Linked DNA regions of Homo sapiens: regions 2 and 3 are each linked to region 1. A link is a loop called in an ENCODE intact Hi-C map of the cell type or tissue named here. Cell type or tissue: dorsolateral prefrontal cortex. All regions are shown on one strand.

Region 1 (8,000 bases):
AACGTGGCAATGCTGAATAATAGTTTGCTTTATCATTATCACAGAGAAAAATCAGAAAATCTCACCTTTGGCAAGCACAAGCACATATAAAGTGAGAATTTAAAGTATTACCAGTACAAGGACAATGAGAGTATTCTTTCGGATGGAAACATCTTTTAGTGGTTCCCTTTAGAGTATACTAGGTATAAAATCTTAACACTACAGAAAAATTTAGAGGTATCTAGTCCAAACATATAGCCAATATCGCATGCAGTTTTAACGAGCTCCACAAAATTGTCATGTGGTACCTTTCACTGTTGAAAATACCAAAGTCTACAACATCCTCTCCAGGTGGTCATCCCTGCAAGGTGTGACTGAATAACCGTGACATTCAAATTTATAATCTACTATTTTAAAATGTGCCTTTTTCATTTTTAAAAAAATCTGATTATTAAAAAGTTCCAGTTACATTGAGGTAAACAGAGCCTTCTGCAGTTCCTGTTGTTTTACCAGTAAGTCACAGACTAGCCCCTGTATTCCTTGAGAAAAAGTAAAAATATCCATATAATAGCTATTTTGATATTTGAAGACAGTTATCACATCACCCACGAGTCTTCTATTTCCTGGAAAAACATTCTCAATTTCTTTGATTCTTCAAAAAGTAAGGTTTCAAAGTCCTTCGTAATACAAATTTTCTCTTCTGGAGTGTTTCCACTTTATCTACACACATTTTAATGTATGAGAACTGAAAACTGTCATACCATTTTAGGTATTTTCTGCTAAGTTCTGAATACAGTTGAAATATAAGCCTCTCCAGATATAGAGAACAACCTCAGACTATGTTGGCTTTTGCTATGGTTCTGCAGCCACACCATACTGTTGACTTATTTTCAACTTTCAATTATCCTCCCAAATATCATTCACATGTGATCAAACCAAACCACATCATTCTTCCTATGATCAGAAAGATAGGAATTTTGATTCACATTCAGGATCTTATCTTTGTTCTGATTAACTTTCATTGTGATGCAGTTGTCCATTTCTCTACCCCGCAATATCTTTTTAGTCACTGATTTTAACTTTGAATGAATTTGTTATTCTTAACTATGTGTCTTCTATATCATTATTCAAAGAATAGATGAACATTCTGGCAAGCACAAAGCCCCACATAAAGCCCTATAACAAACGACCATAACCTTCACTGAAAGTTCATATCAGTCCATTCAATCACTTCCTAATATATAGCCTTAGACTTAAACAAATCCAGGGCCTATGGGAACTTCAATTCCTCTCCTACTGAGAAGGATGCTGGATTTTCACAGCAATTACTTTATGAAATGCCAAAGCACCATGTCTAAAGTGACACCTGGTACAGGATAATATCCCATCATCTCTCCTACCCAATTTCCAAGGTTAAATGTAGTTTGTAATCTAAAATACCCCATACATCCTCATGTCTAATCCTAAATGAATTCATCTGGTTACATGTTTCCTAGAAAATAAGAAGGATATGATTGTAGTAAAACAAAAATAGGCCTAGAATCAGATAAATCTGGATTCTAATCCCAGTTTTACCAAATACTATTTGTATGATTATAAATAAGTTATTTAACCTGTCTTGGCCTAGCTTTCTCATCAGTAAAATAGAGGCTTTAAAGATTAAAGAAATGCATATAAAGCACAAAGACCAATTCTTGACCCAAACCAAGCACTACCAAGTAGTTGCAGCCATCGTTAGTGTTAAAATTAATAAGAAGATTTTTAGATTTTGATAAAAATCTATTGAGTGGAAACAACAGAAAAAGTAAAATTTATCCAGTCTTTACTGTGAATCCATCCACTTCCTACTGTAACCTTCAATTTTGGGGTTATTTGCGTTAGTAATCCTCCCTATGATCCACAAAGGAAAAGGGAGTCCCTAAATATAGCGATGAATCTGCCACCTCCTCACAGGTATGCTCAAGGTTCTTCAAATTGTCTTTCTCCATCGTCTTCTTCCCAGCTCCATACAAGTTCTAGATAGAGACACCACCAACATTTATAAGATAGACAGATTTTTCTTTTGAGGTTGCATATGCCCTCTTGCCTTTAATCTACCCTCCTCTTACAAACTGCGAGCTAGCTTATACAAATCATCTTTTTTTTTTTTTTTTTGACATTGAGTCTCGCTCTGTCACCCAGGCTGGAGTGCAGTGGCACGATCTCAGCTCACTGTAAACCCCGCCTCCGGGGTTCATACCATTCTGCTACCTCAGCCTCCCGAGTAGCTGGGATTTTAGGCACCTGCCACCACAACCGAATAATTTTTTGTATTTTTTTTTAGTAGAGACGGGGTTTCACCGTGTTAGCCAGGATGGTTTCCATCTCCTGACCTCGTGATCCGTCTGCCTTGGCCTCCCAAAGTGCTGGGATTACAGGCGTGAGCCACCACGCCCGGCCTACAAATCATCTTGTACACATTTCCACAGTAATAAATTTCACTTCTCAAAACTAAAGGGGCTCACATTCAGGGGGAAAAAAACATTGGCTGCTTCTTACCAAGCCTCTACTCATCTACTCCATACATGCCAGAAAGCCTTTCTTACAATCATCACTTTTCTCTATATCCCCAAGTGCTTACTAATCCTTAAACCATACTGGAGAACCTGTTTATTTTCTTTAAAATATATAATGAACATCATTCTACATCAAGGAATGAACAGTATTCATTTTAAGGAGCACAATGGTATAATATTATTTGGATACATTGTAAGTCACTTACCCAATTCTTTATTATGCATTTGTTTCTAAATTTTTGCTACTATATGTAATACTGTGATAAGTAGTCTAGTACATATATATTTATGAATTATATTTTAGAATTATATTTATATATTTTAGAATTTTCTAATGTTTTCTTAAATTATTTTTTTTAGAAATGAGGTCTCACTCTATTGCCCAGGCTGAAGTGCAGGGGCACAATCATAACTCACTGCAGCCTCGAACTTCTGGGCTCAAAAGATCTTCCTGCCTCAGCCTCCTGAGTAGCTGGAACTACAGGCATGTGCCACTAAGCCTTGCTAATTTTTTAAAATTTTTTGTAGCGACAGGGTCTCGCTATGTTCCCCAGGCTTAAATTATTTAAAGTAGAAGTAGAGAAAAAACAGGTAGAACAAAGAAGTATGCATTTTTAATGATGACACATTTTTACCATATTGTCAAAAAATTTATAAACATTTGCATTCCTACCAATATCACATTAGAATATCCTCACCAACATTGAGCACAATTCTTTTTTACTGCTTGCCAATCCAATAAATAAATTCCTGCACTTCTTAAATATGTGTGAAGACTTCTCTTTTATGACTAGTCTTGTGTCTCAGAAATTAATATACGATATTTTAGTACATATCACCTAGAAAATTTAGTACATAAAAAAGTTAAAGTCAATTGGTATATTTCTAAGTTCTCTGGTTCCCTCTAGAATGCAATGATATCTTTTAAATTATAAATTTCCTCTGTCTTATTCACCACTGTATCCCTAGGACCTAAAATAATGAATTTGAAATAATGTTATAAAAGGTATCCCATGGAAAAAATAGCCTATACCTTATTAACCATAATAATAAGAAGAAAAATTACTAAGAATAATAGTTTAGCAAACTTGTAAACTGTCCTCAAAGAGAGAGGCCTAGTACACCTAATTATATGTGAATAGACTAAAGTCAGAACTGGGTTGCATGAGACAGTGATGGAAACAGTGGTTTAGTATTTAACCAGAATACAACACACAAATAGCTTGAAACTGTACGCAGGGAAAGATGTATTGTATTTTAATAGTAAAAGAGATGTCTAGACAACAAAGAAATAGTTTAATGTCACTTAATTTCCTACTACAGATTTTCTCTCTCTCTTTCCCCCAACCACAAGATGGCGATAGCCACTGGTGAACGCTTGGCTCAGTTGCTGGGAACATCTAAAACAGCCAGCTTGTCCTTAACTGACTTATTAGGCTCCCCAGCTCAGTGGTTTTAGCACAGTGATTTCTAACCCTAGCTTTGAAACAATTCGAGAATCTCTATTCCAAATAACCCTCGAGAGCATAGTGGAAAACTCAAAAAAATACCATCGGTTTCTATTAATTTTAAAAAGAAAGACTGTAACAAAATCAAATGAGATAGGCTTTAGAACTCCAAAAACAAATAAGCATCCATACAGTGGTGATATGGCCTCCTTTGGCTAAGCCTGGTAAAGCAGGGATGGGTGACTGAAACAGAGGAAAGAAGACTTAGAAGGTAGCTAACAGCAGTCTTCAAATACCTGAAAGGCAACTACTACAAAAAACATTTTGTTTAATTTTATTTTAGGCAATTGGTCAAAAGCGATGGCCATGCATTAGAGGGAGGCCATCTAACAACAGCAAATTATCTCCATTAATTCAACAGTGTCAGGTACTGTTTCTAGGTACAAATGAACACCTGATCATTGTCCTACATTCCAAAAGAAGAGTGTGACTTTATATTAAATAACCACATTTCACACTAGTAATAGGAGAAAAGAAAAGTTGTGCTACAAATACAACTAAAATGTAAATATCCACAGTGATTACCAGTGTTTACTCCTCACTTACTGTGAGACTATTACAGTTTCCAGTGTGAAATAATGGCATTAAAAATAGTTTGCAACATTCTCATTACTTAGTTTCAATTGCACTAATACAAATCATAAGAAGATTGCATAAGCCAAAACTCATTTTAAGTTTGTTCTTAAATGTCCCTCAGTGAATTTTAAGGCAATGTTACTGACAAGTGTACAAGGAAACTCAGGGATTTGAAAGTTTTAAAAAGCCTGTGTGGCTTGACTACACTATAAGCTAGACTATATCCTACGGCAGAGCAGTCCACTGCACTTTTCAACATGGTAGCCACTAGTTACATGGGCTATTAAATGCTTGAAATCAGGTTAGTGAGGACAGAAACTTCCTTTCTTGATTTTGTTTAATTGGTTTAAACTTCAGAAGCAACATGTGGCTAGTGGCTATCATACTAGACAGCATGGCTCTAGAGATAGGTGAACAATAGTATTTGTTAAACAGAAACTTTCTGGAGAAAAGAAGAGCAATGGTGAGATAGCAGCCACAAGATGGAACTGACACATAGCTATTTCTAAGTGATTCAGTAAATGAAAAGTTAAACTAAATGAAAGATCTCTAGAAAAGTACTCTAAACCCACTGTAGTCAAATGAGTAAGTTACATTTGGTATGTAAGAGGGTTTTTCTGCTTTCTTTGAATCTTTGCATTCTATTCCTCTTCTCATATACCAAATGATATGTTTTCTTACCTTTTTAGCCTTCTTTAAAATTTATCTTTAGAGATTCATTAAACTACATCTAATGTAGTAGTAAAGAATTACAAATAGATTTTCACCCAATACATTCCATAGAAAAGAGGAGATATGGGAAACTGTCTTAGAGCAATATAAGACCAATGACTGGAGTGATAACACAACCACTCCAGTGAATCTGGTATCTTCAAAAAGTGGTCTCCAAAGCAGAATAAACACGACTTTAATTGGCATGCAAAAAGAAAATACTAGAACTTCTGTTTACATTTAACTTTTTAATAAAAGAAACATAAGCTGTTAAGCCTTGTTTTATGTAGGACTTGGATTAATGTTAATGCCCTCACTCAATCTATACTTTACATGATCACACATCTGAGAATGCACTTGAGACATCCTGAAGGAAAACTGGGAGTTTCAAGACAGAAAAACATTAACATTGACACTGGTCACTGGGTTCCTTCATTTGCTTCAATTTTCCATTTATTGCCTTTATATTTGGCCATTTAGATGCATTTTCAGAGTGTATTGTTTTAAAGTATAAAGTATTTATGATTCTTCATGAGATGCTGTGTGACCCAGAAAATCTTCCCCCATAAAGATTCTCTGATTATTTCAAAATGAACTGCTCACTTCTGAGCTTAAAGATGGGTTATACATTGCTTTATACAAAAAAAAAAAAAAAGGCAAATGTTCCAAATCTGCTGATCTGTTCTGGGATGGCAAGTGGTTGGTTATCAATAGTGTCTATGAAACAGGTATTTAAAAAACAACAACAACAAAAACCATTCCTTCAAAGCCATTTTAACAATCCATGAGAAAGTCTTTTCAAGTGAGCATTTTGAAAATGGATATTTGAAAATGTTTTCAGTGTTAAGTGGTTTTTGTTGCCAAAATCTATAAGTATTCACACACCTCTACAGTTTAAACTTGGAAATAAAATGTCCTAGTCTGCTTTAATATATTTAACATGAAGAGATTCAGTGGGTTTTTAACCGATTCCTTTAAAATATTAAAATGACCAGGTTTCGAATTAGTTTGCGAGGACCAATTGACATCAAGTAAGATGCAGAATTGCCAGCTGTATCTCTGTAAAGAAAACCTCTGCAAAAATTGGTAGCAAACATAGTTGACAATTTATTACTTCAATTTGGACTGATTTCTCCTTGTGAGGAATCTTTTTCAACCATGACAGATATTAAAACTAAGCATAAAAATAAAGTGAACTTAGAGACCTCTGAATCACTGCATTACTAAGTATTAAACTAAGATTTTCAAAAATTGTGACATAATCATAACAGTCTCACTAAAAATTTTATAGAATTATGAATCAATTATATTGCTATAAATATATAATTCTTTTAACAAAGTAATATAATTTATATTAAAATATTATTTCATCTTCATCTCAATCTTGTAAAATTTTCTGATTTATAATATACTTAACATAAAAATATAACAAAAGATGTATATACACTCTAAATTTAAAATATATATATACCTTGGACTGATGTTTAAAAGGTATTTACTAATGGAATATAACCAAAAAGTTTCCAGGATACTCTCCTAATATTTCCTACTTCAAACAATGGTTTTTTTACACTTCAAACAAGCAAAAGAAAATATTTAAAACAAAAATTAATATGAATTAATTTTATGTTTAAACCATTCTGTAGGAGAGGATGTGAAAACTGACCAAATCTATTTTACAGTAATCTAGATTAGTTACTAAGACATGTCCTTCAAAAAATGCTTAGTGGCCTCCTAGACCTTGTGAAGACCTAAACTCACTGAGAGATTATTTTCTTCACAAACCATTCCATGCCTTTCTAAAATGCTCCTGAGGCTTTTGTCATTGGTTCCATATCACTTATCTGTTTCCAACATCAGACCTGATATTTTGGTTGTACATACCCTAGAGGCTGGAAAGTTTTCCAACATCGCTAGAAAAATTTTTACAGTGAAAAGTTTGCCTCATTTATAACTTTGAAATTTGTAACTTTCTCTATTGTTTACTGGAGAAGAATGTTAAATATTAGCAAGATAAAACCCACTGTAAACCAAGATGAGTGTCTTTATTTCTAATGATGTGGACATTCATAAAGACAGGACCCTACATCCTACAAATGTGGATGTTAAGTGCTTCCCAAAATAAGCCAGTTTACACAGCGATCCTTGGGATGGTAACAGAGGGGTTGTTACAAAGAATAAAGTAGAGCCAGAACACATGAAAAATGCCACAAGTGAGACATGTTTCTTTCTGTTTTCCCAAGCAGTAAAAACCTCCAGAGAAGCCAGCTTCTAATCTCTAACTCACATCCCTATGGGAAAGGAATTGAAAGACTATTCCCAGTAACTACACTGAGGATGTGGTCCAAAACTGTTGCAGGTACCTAGAGTGACCAGCACAAACTATACGACCTTAGAGAAGCCCAATACAATGTGTGAAGAGTTCCAGGACAGACCTGTGCAGGGAAGACTACCCCATGAGGGCCTCCTGAGCATAGCCCACGACACAAAGATTCTTTCTTCCCAACTCCAGTACCTGGGCAATGAAAGGGGGCGAGAATGACAGAGTGCAAGTTGAACATACACTCTGTAGATCCATTGTTTTGATATTACTTTTTGATCACTCAGCCTCTTTCTACAATATTTTCAAATGAAATTGTAGAATATTTTTTCCACTTTTTTCAGTAGGAAT
Region 2 (8,000 bases), 200 kb after region 1:
CTTCTACAAGGCAATCCCAACTTCTGATGTAGGACTATGATCAAAATATTGCCAGCTGATCAAAGTATTGCCAGATATCAGTTATGGTGATTTAGTTGCTTGCACTTGACATGTCCCTTTTCCATGACATTGGCAACTTTCTTGGCTTGGCTTTTTTGAGTCAGAAAAGCATATTTGTTTTTGAAGGAGACTGTTTGTTTTGAAAGCAAAAGTTTCAAAATGATAAAAAGTTGAAGATTTGAGTGGCTGGAGTGCACAGATGAGGCCTACACAAACTACTTTTTCATACGTAGATTGTATTCATTTTCCTGGATAGGGACAAAAACAGTATTATGTTTCCATGGATTTGAAAACAGTTACTTCATGATTTTTTTTTTAACTAACATTACGTAGTCTGAATTACAAAAGGTTTATAAACGATTTAATGGATTGAAACAATATTTGCCATCCATGATTATTTTTGAAAGTGAATTGCTATTAAAATCTAACTAAAACTTCATACAAAACAATTTATTGTCTTCTAAACTCTATTTTGATGAAAACATTTTATAATTTCCATAAATATGTAACTTAAAAATCTCATTTTTCTCAAATATCTTACAAATTCCCTACATTTAGGCTATTTAAATTAATTTCAGTGAAAGCTAGAAATTATAACCATAGCCTGAAAATTAATCAATTTTCATTTCATAAACTCATAGATTTTTAATGTTGACATAAAAAATGGTTTTACATGCTATTAAGAAGAGTCACAAATGTTAAGAAGTTTACAGTCACTAACCTTCAACATAAATTTTAAAAAACAGTATATCTATTGGATACAAGAAGAGATAAAAATTAGACAAATGTCCAGTAGTGGGTAAGTGGATGGTGGTGTTCATACAATAGAATACTATTTAGTAATACAATTCAATGAATTGTGGCTTCATTCATCTGAATGGATGAATTTGGAAGTCTCTGAGCAAAAGAAATAGGTCATGGGATAACACATAAAGTATGACTCCATTTATATAAAATTCAAAGAGTCAGAACTAAACAATGCAGAACTATGAGAAAGGGAATGAATAACAGAAAATGTATGATGTAGTTACAGCTGGAGGAAGAAAGCGAATCTAATCAATCAAAGAAGAACCAAAGGTGAGTTGTGTTCCATTGGGTGAGGTGGTGAATACTTAGGTATTTAATGCTTATCCTTAAACTGTACATATATTTTACACTCTGGAGAAAAAGACAGGCAGGAAAGTGGAGACCATGTATGTAGATAACTCTGTGAAGAGCTTTATCTTGATTGGAGAATAAAGAAGCACAGATGGGAAAAAGGTGGATGTTCACAGAGATTTTGTTCTTATGCTAAAGTACAGAAAGACTCTAAATACCATAAGAAGAAAGGTTACACAGAAGGGGAGAAGTTGAAGAAACAAGAGGAAGGTACCTGATGACACACACCATTTAAGTAGGTTGAAGGGAATAGGATCCAAGGCACATCTAAAGAGACTGGCCTTTAAAAAGAGAAGGAATGCCACCCAATTCAATCAAAGGGGCGGGGAAAGGGACAGAAATGGATGCAGCAAACATATACACTTGATGATGGGAAGCCTGAGGTGTGTTATGTATGGTCACTTGTTCCTCTAGAATGAAGCAAAGTTATTAGCTGAGAGTGAAGGGCCAGAGTTGGTTTTGAGAAAAAGTGAAGACATGAAATAACTATTTTGGCCAGTAAGAAAATGTGCTGTCCACAAATAAATACACATGAACCCTTGGGCATTTCATCTTCCCTGTTTCTCCTGCCTCTGCTAGAATGTTTTCCCCCTTCCTTTTCACCTAGAAAATCTTCCCATCCTTCAAGATTCATCTTAGATTCTATGTCCTTTGTGAGACCTTTTCTGACTATCCCATAGTAATCCTTTCCTCTTAAATCTTACAGCACTTTAGCTACTTAGCTGTTATCACTCATTTTTCACTTATTGACACACCATCTTGCAATAACTCTTTTGCTTGTACGACTGAATTTTTGCGTTGTCTCGTTAACTACAGTTCTTGAAGGCAGAAATCATGTCTTTTTTATTTTTATTTATTTTTTTGAGACAGAGTCTTGCTCTGTTCCCTAGGCTGGAGTGCATGGTGTGATCTCAGCTCACTGCAACCTCTGCCTCATGGGTAGCTGGGACTACAGGTGTGCACCACCATATCCAGCTAATTTTTTGTATTTTTTGTAGAGATGGGGTTTCACCAGGCTGATCTTGAACTCCTGGCCTCAGGTGATCCACCCTCCTCGGCCTCCCAAAGTGCTGGGATTACAGGCATGAGCCACTGCGCCCAGCCAGAAATCATGTCTTTTAAAACACTGTTCCTCTCACTTTCAGAAAAATAATGCTTTTTTTTTTTTTTTGGAGACGGAGTTTTGCTCTTGTTGCCCAGGCTGGAGTGCAACGGCGCAATCTCTGCTCAACCGCAACCTGCATCTCCCAGGTTCAAGTGATTCTCCAGCCTCAGCCTCCCAAGTAGCTGGGACTACAGGCATGCGCCACCATGCCTGGCTAGTTTTTTTTTTTTTTTTTTTTTTTTTTTTTTGAGACGGGAGTCTTGCTCTGTCACCCAGGCTGGAGTGGCAGTGGCGCGATTTCGGCTCACTGCAAACTCCGCCTCCCGGGTTCATGCCATTCTCCTGCCTCAGCCTCCCGACTAGCTGGGACTACAGGTGCCTGCCACCACGCCCGGCTATTTTTTTGCATTTTTAGTAGAGACAGGGTTTCTCCATGTTGGTCAGGCTGGTCTCGAACTCCTGACTTCAGGTGATCCGCCTGCCTCAGCCTCCCAAAGTGCTGGGATTACAGGTGTGAGCCACCATGCCAAGCAAAATAATGCATTCTTATGTATAGTGAATATTTAGAGGCAGTTTCTAAATATATCATCTACTGAAATATCCTTAAAAGTAAATGATAAAATAATAAAGACATACATGAACAAACGTAACTTTGAATCTTCCATTTTTTTCCTATAACTGCTCCTGATTTTCAATTTTTGGTTTTAGAACCTCCTTTTTAGAAGCTAAGCCAGAGATCTGGTGTTAATATATAATTGGTTTAATTTTAAAAAAATTAAAACAAATTTCTCTTGCTTATTAAACTATTAAAATGTTTTCATTACAACTTTCAATATATTTCTTTATGGAGGTTGTTCTCCCAGAAAATGAAACTGAATGTTATCAAAGACAAATTATGTTAGGAATGCCATCTTGTGGTTGACAGTAGTCCATTACACTAATTGGTCTTGACAATCTTTAATTCAGAAAGAAAACATCCAGTAAATTCACAAACATAAATCATGGTTAAAATGTATTACTACAAAGGAATACAAATTAAATATGTGTATCAGTTGTGTGCAGTTTCAGCTGCCAGAAAAAGACAATGTTCACTGAAGAAATAAACAACAAATTACGTAAGAATTGACTCCAAATAATATAGGGAAACTGCTGTCTACAAATACACTCCTATTGAGACTACTCAAGTACTCTTAATTTTGGAAAACCTTCCTCTTGAAATAGATCATTTCTGTATTCACTTCTAAGTAGTTCTGCTTACTGTTTCATCCTGGATTTCAGTTATGTGTTGATTTTCAAACATCGTCACCCTAACCGTACACATCCAAAGGAGAGTGAAGGACAGAGTACATCTTTAATTTGGACAGTGTGAGATACACATTAGTTGTAGTCCAAAATGGAATTTGAGGAGGGTTAAAAACACTGGCCCTAGCCAGGTGCAGAGGCTCACGCCTGTAATCCTAGCACTTTGGGAGGCCGAGGTGGATGGATCACCTGAGGTCAGAGGTTCAAGATCAGCCTGGAAAACATGGCGAAACCTCATCTCTATTAAAAATAAAAAAATTAGCCATGTGTGGTGTTGCATGCCTGTAATCCCAGCTACCTGGGAGGCTGAGGCAGGAGAATCACTTGAACCTGGGAGGCGGAGGTTGCAGTGAGCTGAAACTGCACCAAAAAACAAACAAAAAACACTGGCCCAAATCCTAATAGAAGAGTTTACTACTTCCTCCATTCAAGTTAGCCATTTTGAGTGGTAAATTAACTTTCTAATCAACAGAGTATTCACTAGTTACAGATGTAGTACCTGAAAACTGGGCTTAAATATTTTAATCGCCAAATAGTATACCAGACATTTTGGTCCACATAACAGTGAGGGTGTGGGAGTGGAAATTGATACACCCCTCATGAGCAGAAGGCAAAAGTATGATAGCTCAAAGGTCCGTGCACTGTGTTACCTTTTGTCACTTCCAGATTAAAGATCTGAGGAGGTGACATGGAGTTCTCATGTCAGCCCTAGAGATCAGACTTTTGAAATTCCAAACAGATATAGAGATATTTACATAAAAGACAAAATGCTACTGTACTCCAAATCAGTGTTTGAGATTTATTATTGCATGCTTATAGCTAGAAAAAAAAATTTACTCTGAAAGCTTTCATATGAATTGATTTTGGACAAGTTGTTCCACATGACTCTTCAAGACATTCATATCAGCTGCACAGACCTGGTACTCCATCTTCTCTTGCTGTTTTGTTCTCTCTAATAAAGCCTCATGCAGTGGAGGTAATGCATTGTATGAACCCAGCAAATAGAGCTGACTTGATGAAGTCTCATTGATTTCTTTAATCTTTAAAGCCTGCATGATAGCAGGTGCAAACTTTGAGTAATGGGCTGTAGATGAGATAATCACAGGGCAAGTTTTGTCTTGCACCCTATCTGCAACCACTTTTGCAACAGCAGTGTGTGGATCCAAAATATACCCTGAAGTATTATAGGTGGAGTTAATAGCTGCTAGGCACTCTCCCTCAGAGCACCAGTCAGCTACAAAATCCTGCTGAAGTTTCTCAACTAGAGCCTTTTCTATCTGGAAATGATGCTGACTTTCTAATCGATTAAATAATTCTGTCATTAGCTGTCCATCTTTATTAGCCATCAAGTGTAAATGTCGTTCTAGGTTTGAAGATTTGAGAATATCTATTGACGGTGAAAAGGTTTGTGCTAGTTTTCTTTCCCTTAGATCATAATGTCCTGTTTTTATAAAATCAGTCAAAACATGGTTCTGATTAGAGGCACAGATAAATTTTCGAATCGGGATTCCCATCATTTTGGCATACACTGCTGCTAAAATGTTACCAAAGTTTCCTGTGGGAATACAGACATCGACTGGGCTTCCAAAAGAAATAAATCCTTGACTAACAAGATCAAGATATGCGGAAGCATGATAAACTACCTGCGGAAGTAGTCGGCCCCAGTTTATGGAGTTAGCCGAACTTAAGATTGTTCCATATTCCACAGTAAGAAAGCCAGTAAAATCAGAATCATTAAAAATTCTTTTTATAGCTGTCTGGCAAAAATCAAAATCTGACTCAACACCCACTGCCCATCCATTTTCTCTCTGACTGCCAATTATTTGTGCTTTTTGAAAATCACTTACTCCATTCTCAGGAAAAAATGCAACCACAGCTATCCTTTGCTTATCATTCTTATTTAGACGACTAAAACCATTTAAGACTGCACTCCCTGTGTCTCCTGAAGTAGCTACAAGTATCATATAATTGCAACTTGGTGGGATACAGTGTGCAAAAATATGAGGCATAAGCTGTAAAGACAAATCTTTAAATGATCCTGTTGGTCCATGAAACAACTCCAGGATGAACTGGTTGCCTGAAAGGTGCCTGACAGGAGCAATTTTTGAGCAGGCAAAGTTTTCCCCATAAGCAGTTTCAATCATTTCTCCCAACCTGGCAGCAGGTATGTCTGCAGGATGGATACATCTTTCCAACAGTATCTGTGCTCTTTCTACGTAGGTTGCTCCTACTAGGCTTTTCCACTCCCCGCAGCTTAATTTTGGAAACTCCTTTGCAGGAACAAAGAGGCCACCATCAGAAGCCAACCCCTCAATTACAGCTTCACTAAAGAATTTTGCTGAAACCTTCTGTTCACAGTCTTCAGGCCAAACGTGTCTTGTTGAAATGAATGTTTCCGAGTCCACATCTTGGTATCTTTTAATTGCATTCAGCACTTTGTCAGCTACCTCCTCTGGGGAAGCCCCACTTTCACAGAAAACACGAGCATCATACCACTTCTTATAATACTGTCTTCTAAATTTAAGTAAGTCTTTCATAGATGTTCCAGAATTCTGACCTACAATCCTATCTGTCTTCATTAATTTTAGACGACAAATTAGATCTAGTAGAGGTACATCCAGGTATACAATTATTCCATTTTTCTTCAGATGCCACATGCTAGCATCATGCATTGGATTGGACCCAGTAAGGGAAATCACACTTCCAGATGCAGAGAAGTTTAACACAGCTTTTCCTTCCTCTTCTAAAAATTGCTCATTACCAACATCCTGTAATTTTTCAGACACACTCATATTCCAGGTTTTTTCAAGGATATCATCATCCACATCTATGACACAACAACCTAGTTTCTGACCTATTATTCTGCCTACTGTTGTTTTCCCAGCACCAGGAGGTCCCATCAGGATAATATTTTTGTCTCCAACAAGAGAGTGGGTTGAATACCATGACTTCCTCAATTCCGCAAGTGCAAAGGTTCTTGAAAGAAATCGCTGTGCATGTTTATCCGTTTTAACATGTATACTAGAAAAACATTTCTGTGTTATCTTTTTCAGATGATGACATCGGTTAAAGTGGAGCATTCTCTTTTCACTTTTCTGCCCAAGCCAACCTAAAAATTGGCTTTAGCCCTTTTCAAAACACAAAACAAACAAAAAACAACAAAAGATAATTTGGTTACTAATTACAGTAGATTGTTAAAATCCCAATAGGACTGAATATAACCATGCCCATGGTACATAAACTGTTTAAAAATCTTCCAAACTTATGGAATTAAAAAAAGTATTCCAACCCAAATTCTTATATATTGCATATTATCCTTTTAATGATATCTTTTAAAATCTCAAGACACTGAAAAATCAAAACTTTGACAAAATTTGTAACTATAAAAAACAGAAACTTGTATTCACAAAGTGCCAGATTGTAGATGCTTTTAAAAGTATATATACACTAAATCAAATTACTATTTCTTTTCATATTGAGATCTTTTAATGAAAATTATTTCATGGTTTATCAGTTTATATCACATATAAAGATGATTTGGAGTTGGAGTGCTATCTACTTGCAATTCACAAAAGTTGAACAATATTCTTTATATTTAATTTCTCTTCAGTTATATGAACATTGTGACAGACTATATTACTCATAAATTTCTTATAGAAGTCATAACAGGAAACCAGAATAAAAGAACATATTTGCTTATAAAATGCTTAGTTTTCCAAACTACAGGACAAAGGTATGACATTTTCTTTCTTATGTGCCTTTTACACGCATATTAAGAATCATTGTTACATATTATTCATATTGAAGGCTTTAAAAAGAGCCAAGGTGAAAGGTATATTATACAAATAGTTAAGAAAAATTAATAATCAGCAATGAGGTCAAAGGCTACATATAACCTTATCTGCACAGAACCATCACTTTTGTTTCTAACCCTATAATCATCAGTGGAGAGATTTAACTCAATTTCCAGACCCCAGGGCCACAGCCAAGAACCTCAGGAATGTTTCCAATGATGAGAGACAACAATTATTCTGGCATCCAAAGAAGCTCTATAATTTCCCATATTGACCAAGTCCTTGTCTTTGGAAATATACTCACCATTAAAACAAAAATGTATGCCAGACAAGTCAAGTTTTTAGTTACGTAAAATGCAGTATAATACCTGTGCAATGTTCATGTAAATTGCCTGAAGTAATGTCACAGACACATAGTGGGGCTTATCACGTGTTCTCTGGTAGAAGCAATATGCAACTAAACCATATTAAATACTAGATCATATGTTAAAATATGTTCTGAAAACTTTTAATCATGTAATACTGACTTTCTATGCTACTTAAACTCTGTTCTGTAATTAAACATTTAAATGATTTTAAGC
Region 3 (8,000 bases), 53 kb after region 1:
TAGAAACACAGGCAAAGACACACACACATGCACTTAATATGGTCATACAGAATCAGACAAAGGGGTTTATTATCCTTTATGCCTTTGCAAGTGTTGCCAACATTAAAAGCTACAAAACTTGATAACTGGATGGCTCCCTAGAGACTGTCTAGTTCAACTCCCTCACTGGACAGATAAGTAGCTGAGGCCCAGAGAGGTTAAGCAACTTGGTTGAGGTCATTCAGCAGTAAATGGCAGTACCAAGACAAACAAGCCTTCTGACCTTTCCCACTTGCCCACCCAGTACTTGATCTGGCATCTTTCAGCAGGTCAGCATCCTGACCTTGCTGTGACAGGGTATTTAAAAAATAATAAATAATCCACACACAAAGGTTTCTCAGTCCTGCCCAGGTTCCCAAAAAGTACAAAAGCAACCTCAGCCCCCAAGACCCTCTTTCCAGAGCCTTCCCTCATGGGACTAAGGGAAGATCTCAGTTCATCTTGGGCCCTCTCCTAAGCCCTCTTTGGTGTAACTACTCTTTCAGTTCCTTCCTCACATCTACTCTTAAAGGTTGCTTCTAGAAATTCCCCGCCTCAAAGGTCAGGCACTTCCCAGGCAGAAGTTAAAACCTGTTAATTTGCAAATTCTCTGCTTCCCTCAAATGCTATAGTTTGAGACAGGAAGTACAGACTCCCTTAAGTTTCCTCCAGCCTCCTTGAGTGAATTCAGTCACAACTGATGCCTCCCTCCCGAATATAACTAGGTCCTTTTATAAATCATGTGAGTGTGTGAAGGGCTGGAGAACCCTTAAGTATGCCTAAGACAGGGAAGAGGAGGAAAAGGCCACCGAGGAAGGAAAGATCAATTGCGGGGAGAGGGGAGACCGGTAGAAGGAGCACCCTGACCAAGCTGCAAAGTCTGGATCCCAGAGACAGCTAGCTGCTGGGACTGACTCACTGCTGAGGGGCCGGAACTGCGAGGAGATGGCACAGTTTTAATTATAAGCTCTGACTAACAACAGACCGGTGCCCCCAACTGCACACGTAGGAAGCAGGCAGAGGCTACCCCAAAGTGGCAGAAACAAGGAACTCTCTGTTCCTCCTGCTCCCTTTTCGCCTCTCATCTGAGGCTTGCCACTCCGCGGACACACCCGGCGCTCGCCAAGTTGTCGCATCGCCCCCCGGTGGGGAACGCCCCTCCCTGCTCTCCGGACAATTGGAGGGAAGCACAGAGCAGCGGGGGTGTCTCCGTCCTGCCAAGGGCTGCCTGTCCCTCGCCCAGTGCGGGGAAACTGGTCCGAGAGAATGAATGGCTTTCGCCGAGCGCCGGAAGCTGACGGGCGTGGGGCGCTTCTTGCCCCCAAGCACCCGCGCCCGCGTGGGGTGTCCCTCAGCCCGGGTCTCTACTCTGAGGGTGAGAAGCGTTCGCGTCACAGCCAAGGGTTCCTTCCTCACACGTGCACCCACCCACAAGACCGGAAGGAAAGCTTCGCTTTTGCCTTCCCCCCTGCCCCCCGGCCCTCCCTACCTGAATTCCGGGACCAGGTTAGGCTGCAACCCGTAGATGGCAGAGGAAAGAGTAACCAGCCACCCGGGCTTGTAACTCCCGTTCTCGCACTCCAGATAAGGCGGAGACCACTTGAAGTGGCTCTTGTCCCCGCCGAGCCCGTCCTTGCGCCGCCAGCTGTGGCCCAGGCCCCGGGGCCCCTGATTGGGGCCGCGGCGGTGTAAGTGGGGCCTCCACTTGCGCCGGAGGCCGTGGAACCACTCGGTCTCCAGAGTGGCGTTGGCCAGGTGGGGTGCGGAGGAGGACAGGTCTTGGAGCAGGATGCGGCTCTCCTCGCGCGTGGCCTGGAGGAAGACCTGTGGGGCCGGTGCGGACAGCGAATCGGTGCTGAAGGTGATGGCCGCCCGGGAGATGCTGGGCTCGCCCTCCAGAAGGCTCCACACCAGCGCCTGGTACCAATCCAGGTCGTCCTGCAAGTTCTGCTCCCGCGACTTATTGCTCTGCAGCATCACGTTGAGGAAGTTGGTGGCGTGTGTCAGTGTGTCCAGCGCCCGGTGCAAGGAGGGGTGCGCGCTGGCCAGGGCTGGCCACTTCCCCGGCAGGCCCGCCAACTCGTAGCGGCCGGAGCAGTTGGCTCGCTTCAGCTGGTGGGAGTCCCCGGTGTAGAGGTAAGAGGCCACGTCCATGGGCACCTCCTCGGCGAGTTTCTGCGCCAAGATGGTGCCATCGGTGGAGCGGCTCCAGGGAGCCGAGGAGTCCGAGGCAGAGGCTCGACCCGGCTGCTGGGCGTGCGGCTTCCCCTTCGGGGTCCTCTCTCGAGGGGAATCCGGCCGTCCTTGGGGGTCGCGGCTGGCGCCAACAGCTCCCAATCCCAGCTGAGCAAGCAGGAGGCAGAGGAGTAAGGGGTAAGCCATGGCTCCCATCTGCCTCCCAGAGAGAAGAGGAGGGAACGGGAGGGGGGGGAATCACTTTTTAAATTTGGATCGTCAGTTTCTCAACAGTCAGACTTTTTCGAGGAGTCTTCCCCCTTCTCCAGATGGCACCCAGTCCAAAGGACTTGAAAATAAGAATGTTTCGAGATTGGCCCCGGGTGGCTAAGCTACCGTCGCAGAAATCAAGTCACCTGTGGCAGCGCTGGCCGTGCCCGCTGCGCGAGGGGCCGGCTGGGGATTACGCACCTCGCAGCCTGGAGCCGAGCGGGTTACATGGCCTCGCGCTCCCAGCGGCTGGAGTCAGCCCGAGTCCGTCTCTCGGCCCGGCTGCCGCCACCGCCGCTCTCATTGAGGCGCGTTCAGAAGCTGCTGCTGCTGCTGCCGCCGCGGCCGCCGAAGACGCTGCTCCATAGTCTCACCCGCCGCAGGTCGTTCCCGCCTCCCGGCACTGGCTCCTCCTCGACCGCTTCGCCCGGAGGCGCGGGGCGCGCGCCCAGACCCGCACCGCGAGCGCAGCCGCGACTCCCGAGGAGCGAAGACGTCCTTTAAGACGTTCGTCTGTCCGGAGTAGCGAAGGCCGGGCGGCTGGTTAATTGCAGCCTTTAGGTTTGGCCGCAAACCACACTCCACCCTCTCTCCCTGCTCCCTCCTCGGGGGAGGAAAGCCAGTTTAAAGAGGCAGCTTGGCCGCAACCAAACCCTTGTAGGGCGGCTGCAAGTCGTCTTGTTCCCTGTTTGGTCGGCTCCTCTGTCAATCAGCCGACTGCCATTTGTGGGGCCGGGGAGGGAGCTGTCCAGTGCTGAACCCGAGGCGGCCCGCGGGCGGCGGGGGCGCGGGAGGCAGCCTGCCGAGTCCTCGCACCCACTCGCGTTCCGGATGACTCGGAAACCTGCGTGGGTGGCGTAGGGTGGGCGGCAGAGGGGGGAGAAGCAGAGATTCGGTGGCTCAGAGCGAAGGAAACTTGGACGTACTGAGGGGGAGGGTGTTGGCGTCTTGCATGCTTAGTTAAATCAGCCTTTTGCCTGGAAAAGAGGGAGAAGGGAGTAGTTTTCATTTCTAGGTGAAATTAGACAGAAGGGACATAGGATGGAGACGTGTCCTCCTGAGCATCTGCTCATTTTAGGCAAATTATCAAATCATCTTTCTTGTTGTCAGTTAAAGAAATGATTAAAACATACTTGTCTAGGCTCATCTTAGCTGAGGGAGTAATGGAGAAATCTACCAGCTGTGCTTTAAGGAGAGAAAAAAAAGTCATATTTAAGGAATCTCTGCTTGGGGGCCAGAATGGAGGGGAACGTGTAAAAATGTATGCAAGTAAAGATGTGTAAGGGAGAGAGCAAGGGGGAGGACTCATGAGCTCTGGGAGAATGAGAAGGAGCCTGTGTTGAGTGAGAAGGGAAATCATCCTGACTGGGAGTTCCTGGAATTGAGAGATAAGAACTAAGACTTCTATTTAGCTAAAGGTTGGGATATCCCAGCAGAAGAAAGAAGAACTGAGCAAGTATGCCAAGTCCCCCAAATTATTGGTAAATTTCTTAACACAATCTAATTGATGTTTTGACGCTTATTAGAGAATTTAAGTGTCTTCTGACACTCCAAAAGTAGACTGGTACCAGAAAAGTAGTGTTTTGCACAGCTAGCTCCACTTTCCATATGCACCTCTATTTTCAAATTCCCCAAGAAAGACACAAATAGAAAATATCCAACTTACTTTAATTCCCAACTAACAAAAATGTCCCTCATGGCATTCTAAGCAGGCACTGCTTAGATTCACTGTACTATTTCATGTCATCCTTCCTATTGAGAAAATACTTAAGGACTGGAATGTAAGCTCCAAAAGAGCAAAAATCTTTGTCTGCATTGGTCACTGAGGTACCTTGAGCACCCAGAACACTACCTGGCACATAGTAGGCTCTGGCTAAATAGTTGCTAAATTAGTGAATGAATGGGAAGATCATGATGATGAAGCTAACTTAAAAATCAATCTCCTCACCCAAGAAGAGAAGTCTGCCTGACACACCAGTGATGAGGGTTTTTGGAAGAAGACACAGCAACCAGTTTTTCAAACCGCAGTGGTTGGTCTCCAAATGAGTTTTTATAGTTATGCAAAGAGTGGTTATTAGATTTATATTTACTTACAAGTAGATTTCATGTTCATTTCCGACTTTTTGTTTAAATTTTTCTTTGCAATGTATGCTCCTATGCTAAGTAAAGGTCATCCCGGTTTAGTGCTCTGCCACAGTATGGGTGGCAATAATAACAGAAAGAGTTTCTGCTTATTTAATGTATCAAAGTATAAACTATGGTATTCCATTTACTTAACCATCTAAAGTCCGAAGTATAATTTCCTCATTCATTGATCCTTTTAGAAAACCTATATAACTTATTAACAATTCTTTAAAATCCTCTAGTATCTAACTTAAAAGAAGACATAATTGTATTCGTAGATCCTTCTGTAAGTAATCAAATGAACTAAGCACAATCAAAAGACCTGGATTCTGGTTCTAGCTTTATTTTAAAGGAAGATATATGACCACTGGCAAGACATTTAAAATTTCTGTGTCTTGGGACACAAACTGTGTGTGGGCCTCGGGATTTCACATTGAGGTTGTACGGGGGAGGCACCTGAGCTAGTCTCCCAGGGCACCAATCCTTTCCCAAGTGCATATCTAATGAGAAAGATGCAGAATATGAGAGACTCTTGCAATTATAGTATTCCCTTCAATGGATCCCCTTCAACCTACATTGCCAAACAGCTGGGATGAGCTAGTTGGATCTAGAACAGCACTGCCCAATAGAAATACAATGTGAACCAGAAGTAGGATCCTTATAAATAATTTCAAATGTTCAAATAGCATATTAAGATAGTAAAAAGAAAAAGACTGAAATTAATTTTAATAGTAAATTTTATGTAACCCAATATATCCAAATTTTTATCATTTCAATAAGTAAACAATGTAAAAGTATTAATGATATATTTTACACTTTTTACACTAAGTCTTCAAAATCTGATTTGTATTTTACACTCACAGCACAAGGCACTTCACACTAGCCACATTTCAAGTGCTGACTAGCCACCCGTGGCCAGAGGCTACCCTAGAGTACAAGCTCTAGAAGACAGTCCATTGCGGTCCAGAGTGCTAAGAAATCTAGGTCCATGCAAGATAAGGCACAAAGTTCCAAATGCTCTAGGAGTTCTGGTCCATTTAATAGGTCTGGAATCAAGGTAACTGAGTAGGTAGATAATCCTATGTCTATGTTAGTGTCTATCAGTAAAGAGAATAATCCAAAAGAGATTCTTTTAAGGGATCAAGGTTTGACACACACACTCACAGACACACACACACTCCTCAAAGCAGACAACAAAATTCTACACCATCTTGCATAAGACATATTCATTCATTCAACCAATGTTCATTGAGCCTCTACTATGTATCAGGCATTGTGCTTGGTACTGGGACGAAATAGGCACATCTTCTGTCTACGTGGCTCTTACAGCCAAGTGGGTAGAGAGAGAGAGCTAGAGATAAAAATGCAAACAAATAAATAAGACAATAGCATGTTGTGATAAGTACCACGAAGAAATAAACACTGTGAAGTGATAAAGGGTGCAAGGTACAGGAGCAGAGAACATATATAAAGAGATAAAGGAAAGAAAGACTATGAGGAGGTGACAATTGAGCTGAAACCCCAAGAATGAGGAGTAACTGCCTAGGTAGTAAGTAGTAGTGAACCAGGTAAGTGTAAGATGGGAAGAAACTTACCTTAAGTAGAGGGAGTAGTGAATGGAAGCACTAAGAATACAAATATTCTCTCCTTAGCAGGAAAGGCAAGTGGAAAAAAATAAATGCAATATGCTAACGGTCATATGTAATAAGAATAGAACAAACAATCGACACAAAGGAAAATCATTTTATAAGATAAGACAGGAAGTGGGGCGGGGATGATTATCTCCCTCCCCCAATTATATAAGCATGCTTTGTAGATAGAGATAAATATCCCTATGCATGCCTCAAAATTAAGAGCTAAGTTGTCTAAATGAACATATATACTGTGTAGGAGCTTTATTGTATTTTAATAGAACTATGGGTACATGACCTATGACCATGGGTGGAAAAGCCCAAGGAGTTTTTCAACACAGCCTGAAAAGTCAATCTAATTGCTTTAGAACAACCAAATTTGCACTGATGAAAAAGCAGTATGTAATGGGCATATGGGTTATTAGTTGTCTTTATATGATTGATTTATCACTATTATAAAGAGGAAGATGTGACATTAACATATCTTTAAATAAAATAAAGGTCACAAACTACTGAAATCATATTTTATGTGAGCAGTATAGGTTGAGTTTTAAAAAATATTTAAATACAGCTTTAAATCATTTAAATAAGCAAGGATTAAGACTACAGGATGTGGTGAAAGGGCACTGGATTGGCCATTGAGAGACTCAGCTCTAACTGGTTCTACCATTTTCTAATCATGTGACTCTTGACAATTTTTTTCAACCTCCCTGAGCCCTTTCTCTAAATCTAGAAAATAGGAGTTCTGTTCAGATACGTAGTCCACAACTGGAATAATTACAGCTAAGTGTGAATCATAGTCTATGCATATTTACCAGGAACTCATTGTTCTTGTCCTCCCAGATTTATAAGGTAAAGGTTATTTTTAGATTAAATAATAATGGATCTCAGTAAACAAAGTAGCACAACTCTGGTCAAATTTCTGATAATGTAAATAAAACTACAGACAATATAGTTTTTTAATATAACACAAAATCAGAAATCCAGTTCTTATTCCTGAGTCGACTGAGACTGGCTTTCTCTAAGTATATGTTATCCCTGTGTCTCATGTGCTCATTTGCAAAATGAAGATTATAGTCTTTGTTATCCAAGAGTAATGGTTTTGAAATTTCAGGATGCAGAAGTATCGCCAAAGAATTCAAATTTTTGATCTGGGTGAGACTTTAGCATCTGCATTCTCAGGTGATTCTGATACAAATGATCCGTGGAACACATGCTGAGAAATACTGCCTTGAGCCAAGGAAAATAACTCTAAGATATTAGGAGAAAAGTCGTTTCGTCGTTTTTGTTTTTTGTTTTGTTTTGTTTTGGTAAACACAAAGGCTTACTAGCAATTGTGAAACATAGCCTGTGAAAAAATAAAACCAGTAAAAAGTATTATTAATATTATATTTATATAGCACTTATAGTGGCCAGGCATTATGCTAAGGATTTTACATACTTTAGCTCACTTAATCTTTATTATAACACTGTAAGTTTGGTACTGTTTCCACTTTACAGATGGGAATCAAACAGCCCAAAAAATAAATTGCCCTAATTCACCCATCTGGCTCCAGATGTCATGCTCACAATAATTAGACCAGTGACTCGCAAATGTTTATATATTGGATTCACCTGGAGACGTTTAGTCAGCACACAGATTAGTGCCCCTGCTCCCAAAATTGCTGATTCAGTAGTCTGGAATAGGGCCTGAGAATCCACATTCTTAACACATTTCCAGTGATGCTAATACTGCTGGCCCAGGGATCACACTTTGAGAACCACTGCCCTGTACCATGCTTT

What was found. Hi-C counts contacts between places; a loop is a spot of excess contacts. Peaks named below come from ENCODE experiments on the same cell type or tissue, not always from the same donor. Only the 100,000 strongest peaks of a DNase experiment are listed, where the experiment ranks them.
Region 2: a loop joins it to region 1, with 4 times the contacts of the local background. A loop is called at or near these places in 16 of 110 quality-filtered maps.
Region 3: it touches region 1 in a loop (2.2-fold over the local background); 2 of 110 quality-filtered maps call a loop at or near these places.

What each region holds. Positions count from the first base shown.
Region 1 is chr10:25,223,168-25,231,167 of GRCh38, reverse strand. All of the region lies in intron 2 of GPR158 (G protein-coupled receptor 158), which reads right to left. Among named protein-coding and RNA genes, the nearest start is that of GPR158-AS1, 51 kb to the right of the region's middle. In dorsolateral prefrontal cortex, a CTCF peak has its summit at 3,878 (motif pointing right); a DNase peak (open chromatin) is centred at 3,905.
Region 2 is chr10:25,021,929-25,029,928 of GRCh38, reverse strand. It overlaps THNSL1 (threonine synthase like 1), which reads right to left. Exons shown (of 3, transcript NM_024838.5): 3 at 3,265-6,753. The coding sequence starts at 6,705. The coding sequence ends at 4,474. It also overlaps a transcript of ENKUR not described here. Among named protein-coding and RNA genes, the nearest start is that of THNSL1, 9.3 kb to the right of the region's middle. In dorsolateral prefrontal cortex, a CTCF peak has its summit at 3,238 (motif pointing left); no DNase peak of the experiment used is centred here; H3K4me3 peaks cover 1,007 bases; H3K27ac peaks cover 2,881 bases.
Region 3 is chr10:25,169,830-25,177,829 of GRCh38, reverse strand. GPR158 (G protein-coupled receptor 158) reads right to left here and starts at 2,829. Exons shown (of 11, transcript NM_020752.3): 1 at 1,508-2,829. The coding sequence starts at 2,409. GPR158-AS1 (GPR158 antisense RNA 1) reads left to right here and starts at 1,554. Exons shown (of 2, transcript NR_027333.2): 1 at 1,554-2,154. In dorsolateral prefrontal cortex, CTCF peaks have their summits at 2,994 and 3,196; DNase peaks (open chromatin) are centred at 1,179, 1,949 and 3,159; H3K4me3 peaks cover 3,914 bases; H3K27ac peaks cover 2,973 bases; H3K27me3 peaks cover 1,241 bases.